2 separate regions of the Homo sapiens genome follow, and region 2 is linked to region 1. Evidence: chromatin contacts called from ENCODE Hi-C data. All regions are on one chromosome and are shown on one strand. Each heading gives the region's core, a stretch centred on a gene start or an enhancer-like site at or near the end of the contact. The rest is flanking DNA. Distances are from core to core; before and after follow the strand shown.

Region 1 (5,292 bases), core at 2,357-4,856:
CAGATATATTGGGATAAAGTCTAAATATTGGGATATGTTTAAAATTATTCTTTACATTAAGTCAAATGTAGCCTCTGTGTGCTTCTATTATTGGTCCTTCTGCTGTTCTCTAAAGCAAAAAGTAACAAAATGAATCCGTTTTCTATGGGATGAGAACTATTAAACTCCTGCTGGATATGAAACTCACAACCCCTAGATCATTTCATTTTCAGGTTGAACAGCCATGTTTTCCTCGGTTACTTTTCAAGAGATACATTGATGAGACTCTAAAGTCTGACAGATTTATCAGACCCTAAAATCAGCCTGCCCAGCATATAGCGCCCAATAAATGCCAGGACCTTTTTTCTAAGGGTAAAGTGATCTGTTCTCTGAAACCACGCTTGCTATTTAAGATTCTTCATCATGTGTTTTGATAGACACAGATATAATACTTGGAATATAACTTGTGTAGCAAAGATTACAGCAGGACTCTCACCTCCTCTTCCACCAAGTGGAGTTTAAGGCTCCTGATGGTTTGTTCTTTCTGTTTTGTTTTGATTCTTTCAGCCAGATCATCCTGATTTCAAAATGACCTTAACTCACCTCTAAACCCTGGGGTCTTCATCACATGAGCAGATTCCCAGCCAGTGTTTTGACAAGTGCTCCTTTGCAATCGATTGTTTGAACCTATATGTCTGATTTTACATCTACCTGTCAAGTTTTAGAAAATTGGTCATTTCAGGCCATTAAAACCCTGATTCAGCCTTTGCTCTTTTAGGCATCCCTTCCACTGTGCTTTTCACCCTTTATGTTCCTCCTTAGGATATAGATTCCTGCTACTTCTCTTGCTCTGACTTTAAAAGGAGGGCAACCAACATTAGGAGGGTGCCTACAAGGTACCAGGCTTTGTCCAGGAAATGATGACACATCTGTCCTCCCACAAAGAGAGTTTCACACCTGATATATGTTCTTTGGAACAAGATTTTTTTTCATTTTCTTTTCTGTGTTATTGCAGTTTTCTGACTACTAAAAGCTTAGGTTTTGTTAGGATCCCCACACCTGCCCTGATTCTTTAATTCTTTTTCTGGCTGGCTGTCTGAATTACACCTTGTACTCTGTCTAGGGGCCCTCATGTTCTCAGGAAACCTGAAAGCAAGGTACATTTCTTAAGTTATTTCAGGATGCTCTCCAACAGGGAGACCAGATCGCTTTGGAAAAGCATATTCATTATTCACAATACCTGTTAGGTCACCAGAATACATCCTCTCTCTCTCCCTGGCTTTCCAGGTGAACCACAGGCTTCTGCAATTCCTTCCCACCTGAGTTTCTCACCTCCTAAAATCATGCACACAGCCTCCCTGGTCCCTGCCTTGTCTCTGCCAAGGCAGTAGCACCCAAACCTTGCCATCCAACCTTTTGGACACATTAAGGTTTAAAATGTGCTTTCCTTTAACGTATAATTTAATCAGTTTTAAAAGCTAAGATGCCTATTCCCAATGAGGCCGTTGACCTTGTTCCAAAGCAATTGCTTGTAAATTGTTGTAGAAAACAAAATAATATCCCCTCTTAAAGTGTCTTGCTATTCCTCCAAGGATGGGGTAAAACAGGTGTTGGTTTTTCTCCTCCTCTAACCTTCGAAGGCATAATTTTGGCTCCTTCCTGTGGTAGCTGCCATTCTTTAATTGTTACCGTCCCTTTCCAGGCTACAGGGGGAACGTGACGAAAAATATAAAAAGATTTGGCAGAACAAACTGTCTTGAGTCCAGTGGTTCCCAATGTGGGCTGCATATTAAAATATCTTGAAGAATTAAAAAATAATTCCTGATACCAGGCCCCAGACCAATTAAGTCAGAAACTGCAGGAGTAAGACCCAGTTAATGAGTAGTTTTTAAAGCTACTCAGGTGTTTCCAATGTGCAGCCAAGCCTAAGCATAACTACATCAGCCTGGTGGAAGAAACAGGTATTTCGAATAGGATGGGGCCTGGAAAATGAAAGACATGGGAATAATTTTAATGACTACATTTCAGAGAAATTGTTCTTGACATTGGAACCAACTATATCCTCTAATTAGGCAACAAAAGGCATATATATGTATATTTTTAAAAGTAGATAAGCAAATATAAATTATTTCTCTAAAAGTTAACATGTTTTTAAAAAAAAGCATAATTTGTAATGGCAAAATTGATATTTTCCACAACAGGTAACATGCAGGAGCGATTTAGAATACAAAAGGACTTTCCAAAGGCAAGTCATCCAGATGTCCAAATGGTGGTGAATACAGCCTCTGGAGTATACGTGGGTGGAAATAAAAGTCAATTTCACAGTGGTTAGCCACCTCCCTGAGCCTTTTTTTTCCCCTGGTGGGACACTGAGACACTCGCAAAGCAGCAAAAGGTCTCAGTGGACCCTTCTTGCCATTACTCATGGGTGTGGAGTTTATGGAACACATGGAGGCCGCAGTGGGAGAGACCTGAGGCTGCAGAGGAACCACCCGAACCTTGCTACAGCACCAGCAGTATGGGTCCGACTGCTTTCTTGGCCACTCATATCCAGTGGATGGAATTTGAGACAGCCTGTGTCCATACTAGATTCCACTCTGCTGATTCATACCAGAATGAGGTTCTAGAGTACAAATATTCACAACCAGAAAGCACATCTGGCCTCAGTGCAGCTTTGTTTACTTTGCTACTTAGGAAAAAAAAAAATCTTGAAAAGCGAGTTGCTTTTGCCTTAATTCAGTTCAAATACATTCTAAGCTTCCTTCAACTGAGTCACAGTGTCCTCTATCATGCAAAATCTTTATTATTTCCTTGGCCAGACATAGGGCCATATTGATGAATTCCAAGTGTGCTTTCTAACCAAGGCTGGTTCACAACAAAAAGCTGCTTCAGCTCTGAGTCATCACCTCAAATAACTGATTTCTCTTCTCAGGAATGAGACTAGCAACTTTAATCCATAATTTTCTTCCTCTTCTAACAACTTTTCTCAACCATATTTCCACACTTATTTTTTCTTCTGCATTTAGACCAGAAAGTAAATCTGGTTTGTTTCTTTTGAAACAAAAATGCACAGCTGGAAAGCCAGCTATTTTGAGGCGTGAGTGCACAGTTCCAAGGCAGCATACCTAAAATCCCCCAGAGCTACCAAAACACCATTTACTCTTTTCATTTCTTACATGCAAGAACTAATCATTTCCCCAAGAAGCCAGCTCCCTGGTGTTGGAGCTGAACAAACATAAAATGAGATTTGGGAGAAAGAGGGCAGCATTTCTAAGACTTCCCTTACTCGGAAAACAACGGAAGTCAACAAAATGCTCAATGCATGCGATCAGTACACAGAGTGGGTTTGCTGGATGGTGTAAAGCAACGACATTAAGGACACAATGGGTCCAGAGGGAACCAGCTGGCTGAGATGTTCTGCTAGCAAGTTAAACATAGACAGGAAACCGCGTGTCTGATACTGTAAAAAAATAATTTGTCTTCCTGCCAGAGATAGGCTAGCAAACCAAAAAGGCTGTTTTCACTTAAAAGAAATGCTACAACAATGAGAGAGGAAGGAATGAAACTTTGTGGCTACAAGAAGTCTTCTTCTCTGCCCCTCTCTCAACATCTCAGGTTAGAGGGCACACATCACCACACTAAATGCTAAAGCCTGCACATAGCTTGCGAGTCAGCAACGTGCACCACTGGGCATACATCTTATGGTCTGCTTCCCTATTTAACCACATAGATTGAACTTTGAGTCAGAAGTGGTTACTCAAGTCCTGGTTTCTAAGCTAGCAAGATATAATTGATTTATTTACTTACAGTCCTATCCCATTCCCAAAAACAACAACAACGACAACAACAAAAAACACAGTGAAAGAAGATACAGTCAAGACAGGAGCTATAATTATGACAAATGGAATATAAATGTGAGAAAACAGGGTAAAAACTGGTAAGCAAGAGTGATATTAGTATGCTAAATGTGTAGGTACATATTTGCTAGAAGCATGATTCAGATTTGACTCTAAGCTTTTCTGGTAGTTAGCATTTGAGAGAGAAACACAAAAACCATGAATATCTCTATCAGGGGTTGGCCTGAGCCCTGTTTTTGTAAATGAAGTTGTACTGGAACACAGCCACGTCCAATCACTTACACACTGTCTGTGGCTGCTACCACAGAAGAGTTGAGTAGCTGTGACAGAGACTCTGCCCTGCAAAGCTGAAAATATTTACTATCTTGCCTGTTATCAAAGAAGTTTGCAGACCCCTGCTCGGTATGCTTCAAAGTGTCCTTAAGATCAGAGGCAAACAGGTCGTCATGAGGAGAACACCTTTCTAAAACAGAGAGCCAAAATAAATGTCTCCTGGCTTCCTCATGAAGATAACAATACAATGCAGTGAACAGCATCCTCCACATTCTTTACAGTAAACATACCACTTTGATTCACAGGACTCCTTATAATGGGGAGCACCTCAATAGGACTCAGGTGGAGGAATTTGCAGGGAAGAGGAGAATACATGACGTTGGTACAAATCTCCTCACTCATCCAGCTAAAGGCAAAGATAAGAAATTTGAATCTAGTGGAACAGTAATAACTATTTACAGTCAAAATTCATTAAGTGCTCACTCTGTGCCAGGTGCCGTGCCAAGTTCTCTACATAAATAAATACATTTATCCTCAAAATAATCCTATTAAAAGTATTCATTATTTCTACTCCCATTTTTCAGAGAGGTAAACAAGTAGTTACCCCAAGAACCAAGAGCTTACACACGGCTGAGCTGGGATCTGAACACAGGCAATCAGCAGGGAAGCCATGCTCTCAGCCCTGCCCTCTGTTGTCTTCCCAACAGATGAGCATCTTACTGGCCATCGTTTATACACATCATTTCTCACGGACATGGAAACAGTGTCAGCCTGAGGTTGTGCCTCTTGCCAAGGACATGCTCAGTGATGGGTCTGGGCTGCCGTTTGGCAAACAGAACAGGTAGCCTCTTATGTAAGTTGTGCAGCCTCCCATGGGTTAAGACTGATAAAAAAGCAAACACACCACCACCACGGGAATGTGGAAGGGTAAGGGTATTCCTTCTATAAGAGACAAGATTATCTGGTTCTTCTATGATTCTCCTACGGACAAAAAGTGAGGAACAAACTATGAGATCTTGGAAAATCCCAGCTCCTCTCTGGAGACCCACTTTTTTGTCATTAAAATGAGAAGTCTGGAGGAGCCAATTCACGGGTTTCACTTCATCATAAAAATGTAATGAGTCTATGAAACAAGACAACACACCTGAAAGTAGTTAGCACAGGTGCACACATTCAGAGTAGG
Region 2 (5,974 bases), core at 3,475-5,974, 980 kb before region 1:
GCAAAAGAACTCCAGGCCCAAATGGTTTCACCAGTAAATTTCACCAAGCATAAATCACTATTCCAGGAATACAAGTTTCATTTAATTTAACATTGTGAACAAAGTTTCTGTAATTCGTGTACCACATTAAAGGAGAAAAATCAGCATCATCTCAATGAATGAAGGAAAAAACTACTTGAGAAACAAAACCTATTCATGATTAAAAAACTCACAGCAAACAGTAACATCCTTAATCTGATCAGAGATATCTATAGAAAATATACAGCAAACTTAAAGGGTGAAATGTCAAAAGCTTTCGCTGTGAGAGAAGAAAGCAAGATGTTGCCTTTTCTTTGCAGTACTATACTGGGTGTGTGTCCTAGCCAGTGCAGCAAAGCAAGAAATATAAATATATAATGATTAGAAAGGGAGAAGTAAAATTGTCATTATTCCCAAGTTATGATGTTCACAACAAAAAAAATTGGAATTGTTAGAATAAGTTTAGTAATTTCAACGTATAAAAATCAAGTATTTTTATATGCTGAGAAATAGAAAATCTAATTTTATGATAGTATTAAAAATAACATATACCTTGGAATCAAAGTTATGAAAATGCGCAAGGTCTTCAAAAGCAATAAAACAGAAACTAAACGCCTGCATAAATGGAAGGATATGCCACACTCATGGACACAAGACTCAATATTTCAATGGTGTTCATTTTCCCCAAATGATCTATATATTCACTGCCAAATCAAAAGCTCAACAGGGTTTTTTTTTTGTTTTTTGGTGAAACTTAACCTGATTCTACAATTTGTATGAAAAAGCAAGGCAAATTAAGGAACAATGGAGGGACAGATGGACTTACTCTACCATATTTTCTGAATTATCTTAAAGCTATATATTAAGTCAACATACACAGAGCTCTGTGGAATATAACAGAGGGTCTAGAAATAGATGCATATATGGACATATGATTTACTACAAAAGGGATACTGAAGAGCTGTAGGAAATGAACTGTCTTTTCAATAAATGGTGCTGGGTCACTTAGATATACATATGCCAATAAAACCCCTTAAAAGAAAAACAATTCACATTGTGCTCAACAAATGAATTATAGGTGGACTGCAAAGCTAAGTATAAAAAGTAGAACAATACATTTTCTGGAAAACACAGCAGACTATCATCATGGCTTCAAGTGAGGAAAAGATTTTGTATAGGTATACAAGAGATGGAAATAGACTATATTAAAATTATTAATTCCTAGGCAATTTGCAACACAAATGAAGGCCTTATATACAAGACAAAGAATTCCTATTAACATAATAAATTTTTAAAAAACCAGGAGAAATGTATTAGAACCAACACCTTATAAAAGGGAGATTTCTAAATGGCCAGCCTTATTAACCTAGAAATATCAAACTAAACATCATGACAAATCATTATTCACCCACCAGAGAGGCAAAATTAAAAAGATGACAGGGGTTGACTGGGATATGGAAGTAACCATCAATTCCACTTTTAGAAATACATGCATATAAGCACCAAGGGAGATGTAAGAGTATTCCTCTAACATTGTTGGTAATATCCTCAAACTGGAAACAATGTAAATACCCTTTAGCAACAGAATGGATATGTGTGAGAGCCAGCTACAGACATACACAAGGAATACTATATATAGCAATGAAACAAAAAAAACGTGTAGCTGCAAGCAACAACCTCGATGCATTTCACAAATAGTGGGCAAAAGAAGACAGATAAAAATCATACATACTCTATTATTCCATTTCTATAGTTCAAATAGATGCATCTCAACATGTTTAGAGAGAAATACTGAATTGGTAAAACCATAAATCAAAGCACCAATAAAGACCAATATAATGATTACCTTTTGGAGAGGGAAGTGGGACAGGATAGTGACCACAAGGGGTCATGAGGAAGCTTCTGGAGTACTGGCACTGTTCTGTTCTCTTGACCTGTGTCACGGATACAAAATTGCTCACTTTGCAGTTAATTCACTAAGGTGACCCCTGAACAATGACTGCCAATCAAAAATTCACATAAAACTTTTGAGTCCCCCAAAACATAACCAGTAATAGGCTATAAAACAGTGATAAGTGTCACACATGGTGTTTTAAGTGGATACTAGCAACACTTGAGCTCATAGTAGCAACAGATGGCTATATTATAGAACAGTATTTTATGCAGTTATGATTTAATATGGCTTTACATTGGTTTACATTTCTCAACTGTGAATGGCGCCATGTAGTGAGCTTAAGTTTTCATAAATTTTAACATATGATAGACTTGTATATATTTTATGGTAGTAAATGATAAAAGAATAGTACCTAGGCCAGGTGCAGTGGCTCACCTGTAATCCCAGCACTTTGGGAGTTCGTGACAAGTGGATCACTTGAAGCCAGGAGTTCGAGATGAGCATGGACAACGTGGTGAAACCCCATCTCTACTAAATATACAAAAATTAGCCAGAGATGGTGGTGGGCACCTGTAGTCCCAGCTGCCTGGGAGGCTGAGGCATGAGAATCGCTTGAACCCAGGAGGTGGAGGTTGCAGTGAGCCAAGATCATGTCACTGCACTCCAGCCTGAGTGATGGAGCAAGACTGTCTCAAATCAACAGCAAAAAAGTAGTTATCTATATACTTTGTGCATTAATCACATAGCTTTTTCTTAACTTTTAAAATATTTCTAGGCTATGCGGTTCATTTGCAAGCTTTTTTCAAATTGTTGTAAATCTCCAAAAATGTTTCAATACATTAATTATATAGGTTTTTTGAGACAGCATCTCACGCCGTTGCCCAGGCTGCAGTGCAGTGGCACGATCTCGGCTCACTGCAACCTCCGCCTCCCAGGTTCAAGCTATTCTCCAGCCTCAGCTTCCAGAGTAGCTGGACTACAGGAGCCTGCCACCACGCCCAGCTAATTTTTCTAATTTTAGTAGAGATGGGGTTATACCATGTTGGCCAGGCTGGTCTCGAACTCCTGACCTCAAATGATCTGCCCACCTCGGCCTCCCAAAGTGCTGGGATTACAGGCGTGAGCCACCATGCCTGGCCAAAATTTTTCAATACATTTATTGAAAAAAAATCCATGTGTGCAACTCATGTTGTTCAAGGGTCAACTGTACATTTTTGTGTTCTCTTGTGTTACATTTCACAATAAAAATAAGACATGACATTTCATTACTGTTTTTGGTCTGTCTCAATTTCCTACTATTTCCATGGCAGACAGCTGTTGAGCTCAACATTACTCCACCTATCTCGATTAAGGACTATGGGCAACATGGCAAAACCAGCATTAAGCAGCAGCAGCTACAGCAAGATGAAAAGAGTTCTGGAGACTGGTAGCACAACAATGTAAATGTACTTCACTATTGAACTGTATACTTCAAAATGGTTAAGTTGGTAAATTTTATTTAATATGTATTTTACAACTCATTTTTTAAAAACGAGAAACAGCTCCAAATTTCATGATCTTACACCCCCTTGGCTATGGAAACTCAATACAGGATGCTTTTATACTATTTTAGTCCTCTGGTCACTTGGTCATGGCCTAGAATGCAAATGAATTAAAACTCCACAACTATAAACTCAAGTAGGTTACAATGTAAGTCTTGAAAGGGAATTTTCTTTGGAGTTGCTGCCTCACTGCCTTATTTATACTACAGAGCACTACAGCCTAAAAGCTGTTTTATAGTCTAAAACTTCAAGGCCACGATCTTTAAGTTCCTTTGGTGTACAATGTTAGTGATCACACATGAAATGAATTAAGAGATCTAAAGAATATTTTAAGTCAATTATCCTATATTCCAATGTATTCAAACTACTATTTCACTTTTGTGCTACAATACAAGTGCTCAAACAGTTACAATATGGTATTTTACTGACAAGATACACTGAACCAAAATGTTGTTTCCTGAGAAAGGTGAGGGGTCTTTCCTTTGGGATTTTTCTAATGAGAAAATTCTATACTGAGACTTGACATTTCATTACCAGAACTTCATGGATGGTTTTGTTAGGTCCCTATCCTTATTAAACAGAGATAAAATTCCTAGTTGGCTAGGTGTTCCCCCTCCCCAAATCCCTTCCAAAAACAAAACAAAAAACAAAAAACAAAAACAAAAACAAAAACAAAAAAACCTGAGATTTTCATTCCAGGGTAAAAGAAGGCCAAATAAAATAGCTTGGTCTAAGATGAAATAATCTAACGTATTTTTTTCCACACATTTTCTTTAAAACCTTTGTGAAAGTCAACAAGGAAGAAGGAGGTATGTGTTCAGTACCAATTCCTTTCAAAACCAAAAGATTTGTAAAAAACAACACTTAACACAAAATTTGAATTAACTTTATTTCCCCTACAGTCAACAACTTCTCTGCATTGAATTTTAAAGCAACAAAGTAAAATAAAATCCCCCAAATGACAAGGTATCAGAAATCCAGACTTCGTTACACTCTATTTGTGAAAATGTTCAGCCATTTTATTGTTCTGTAAAGGAACCATCATCTGGGTCAAAAATGAATTCTATAAATCAAAGAATATTCTACACCTTGGAAAAGAAAATCAGCAGTAACATTCTCACTGAATATTGTAAATTACATTTTTCTTCATAAAAGGTACATACTATTCTGCACTTTTCCACCAAAAGCAGTGGTGTGTTATGCTTGTTATATAAAAAAAAGTTATATCCTGTGGCAGGAAAAACCCTTTCTCTTTCACTTTTACTAAACAACTGGAGAAAATGTTCAAGTCTGTATAAAGTTGCCTATAAGCTGGAAAGTGAACTTGTTCAATCTCCATTTACATTTTAGTGCATTTTTTGACAACTGTCACATTTTTAACAAAAGTAAGAAAATGCATATAGCACTAAAGAGTGTTTCATCAAATGCTTAAGGGATTAAAAAATATGGAGCAGAGAACAAAATCATTGTGAATGGATGAACTGTTGTAAAATGAAAAAAGTCCAGGCAAAGTTGTTACAAGTCTTTTGTCACTTTGATGAGTCACAGAAAATGAACTTTGGATACCTGTCCACTTTAAGGGTTTTTTCCTTAATCTTTTGCATGTAAACATAGTGCTAACTTCAGTACTAAGATACCAAAACTCCGTCCTGGTAAGCAACATCCTGTGTAGTTGCCATGATTTCCAAAAAATATAAATTTAGCCCTTGAATGAATGATGTATGAAATCTGCTCTGTAAGTACCTGGTGAAAACGACTGCTAACAGCAGTAATAATGTGTCAACATAAAAAAACTACTTGAATCAATTAGCTACTCAGAGGTCCATCTTTGAAACAGCAGCTTCTTCTCAGAGCAAACAGTAAGCAACAGAAAATATACATTTGATGAAACATTCTTTGCATTAGAGAAACATGAAAATAAATATAATTCAAGGAAGTATAATGATTCTTCTAATATGTCTTTCTCAGACCTGTACTAGTTTACCGGTTCAAGAAGCTCTCATCACATTTTGTCACTTGTATTTTACATATTGCTATTCGGGTAATTCAAATAAAATGCAGGTCTTGTAAAAGAATAAAAACATTGACAAGTATGCATGTGCCAGGGACCAAATTAGAGGGTTCTTTGGTGCAGTTAGTCCAAATTCTCAGATTTGAAGGATAATATGTACCAATAAAAAAAAAATCTGCTGCTAGACATTTACAGCAGTGCTCTGTCTTGCTTCACATTAGAAATCGAAAACAGCTGTTCTCAACAAGCCAATTTTATTTTTTTAATCAGGCATTGCCAGAAAATTTTGTACATTAACCTGGACCAGTGATGGTTCTGTACCCTCTTTGCTGTGAAACACGACATGAGCTAAAGGCAAAGACCGGTTCTCACAAGGACAACTGCTTCAAGTTAGGAACCAGAACAGTGCATTTAAACAGTCTTCTTAGATATTTTCTTGCCTTTCTTAAAAACCAGCTTATTTTTAATGTAGCCACGCTTCCTTTTGGTAGTCTATAAAAAAACAAAACA

Evidence for each region. Hi-C counts contacts between places; a loop is a spot of excess contacts on that map. Pooled maps may share reads with other maps.
Region 2: a pooled map shows a loop between it and region 1 (2.2-fold over the local background). The contact joins two enhancer-like sites. A Hi-C loop is called at or near these places in 7 of 37 single-sample maps with no recorded cell type and 6 of 50 pooled maps.

What each region holds. Positions count from the first base shown.
Region 1 is chr3:30,656,930-30,662,221 of GRCh38, reverse strand. All of the region lies in intron 3 of TGFBR2 (transforming growth factor beta receptor 2), which reads right to left. Among named protein-coding and RNA genes, the nearest start is that of TGFBR2, 53 kb to the right of the region's middle. Within about 2 kb of position 3,606, at least 20 of the 41 ENCODE cell types and tissues checked have a DNase peak (open chromatin) inside an H3K27ac peak, as active enhancers do.
Region 2 is chr3:31,635,966-31,641,939 of GRCh38, reverse strand. STT3B (STT3 oligosaccharyltransferase complex catalytic subunit B) reads right to left here. Exons shown (of 16, transcript NM_178862.3): 16 at 4,324-5,956. The coding sequence ends at 5,876. Among named protein-coding and RNA genes, the nearest start is that of OSBPL10-AS1, 65 kb to the left of the region's middle. Within about 2 kb of position 4,724, at least 2 of the 41 ENCODE cell types and tissues checked have a DNase peak (open chromatin) inside an H3K27ac peak, as active enhancers do.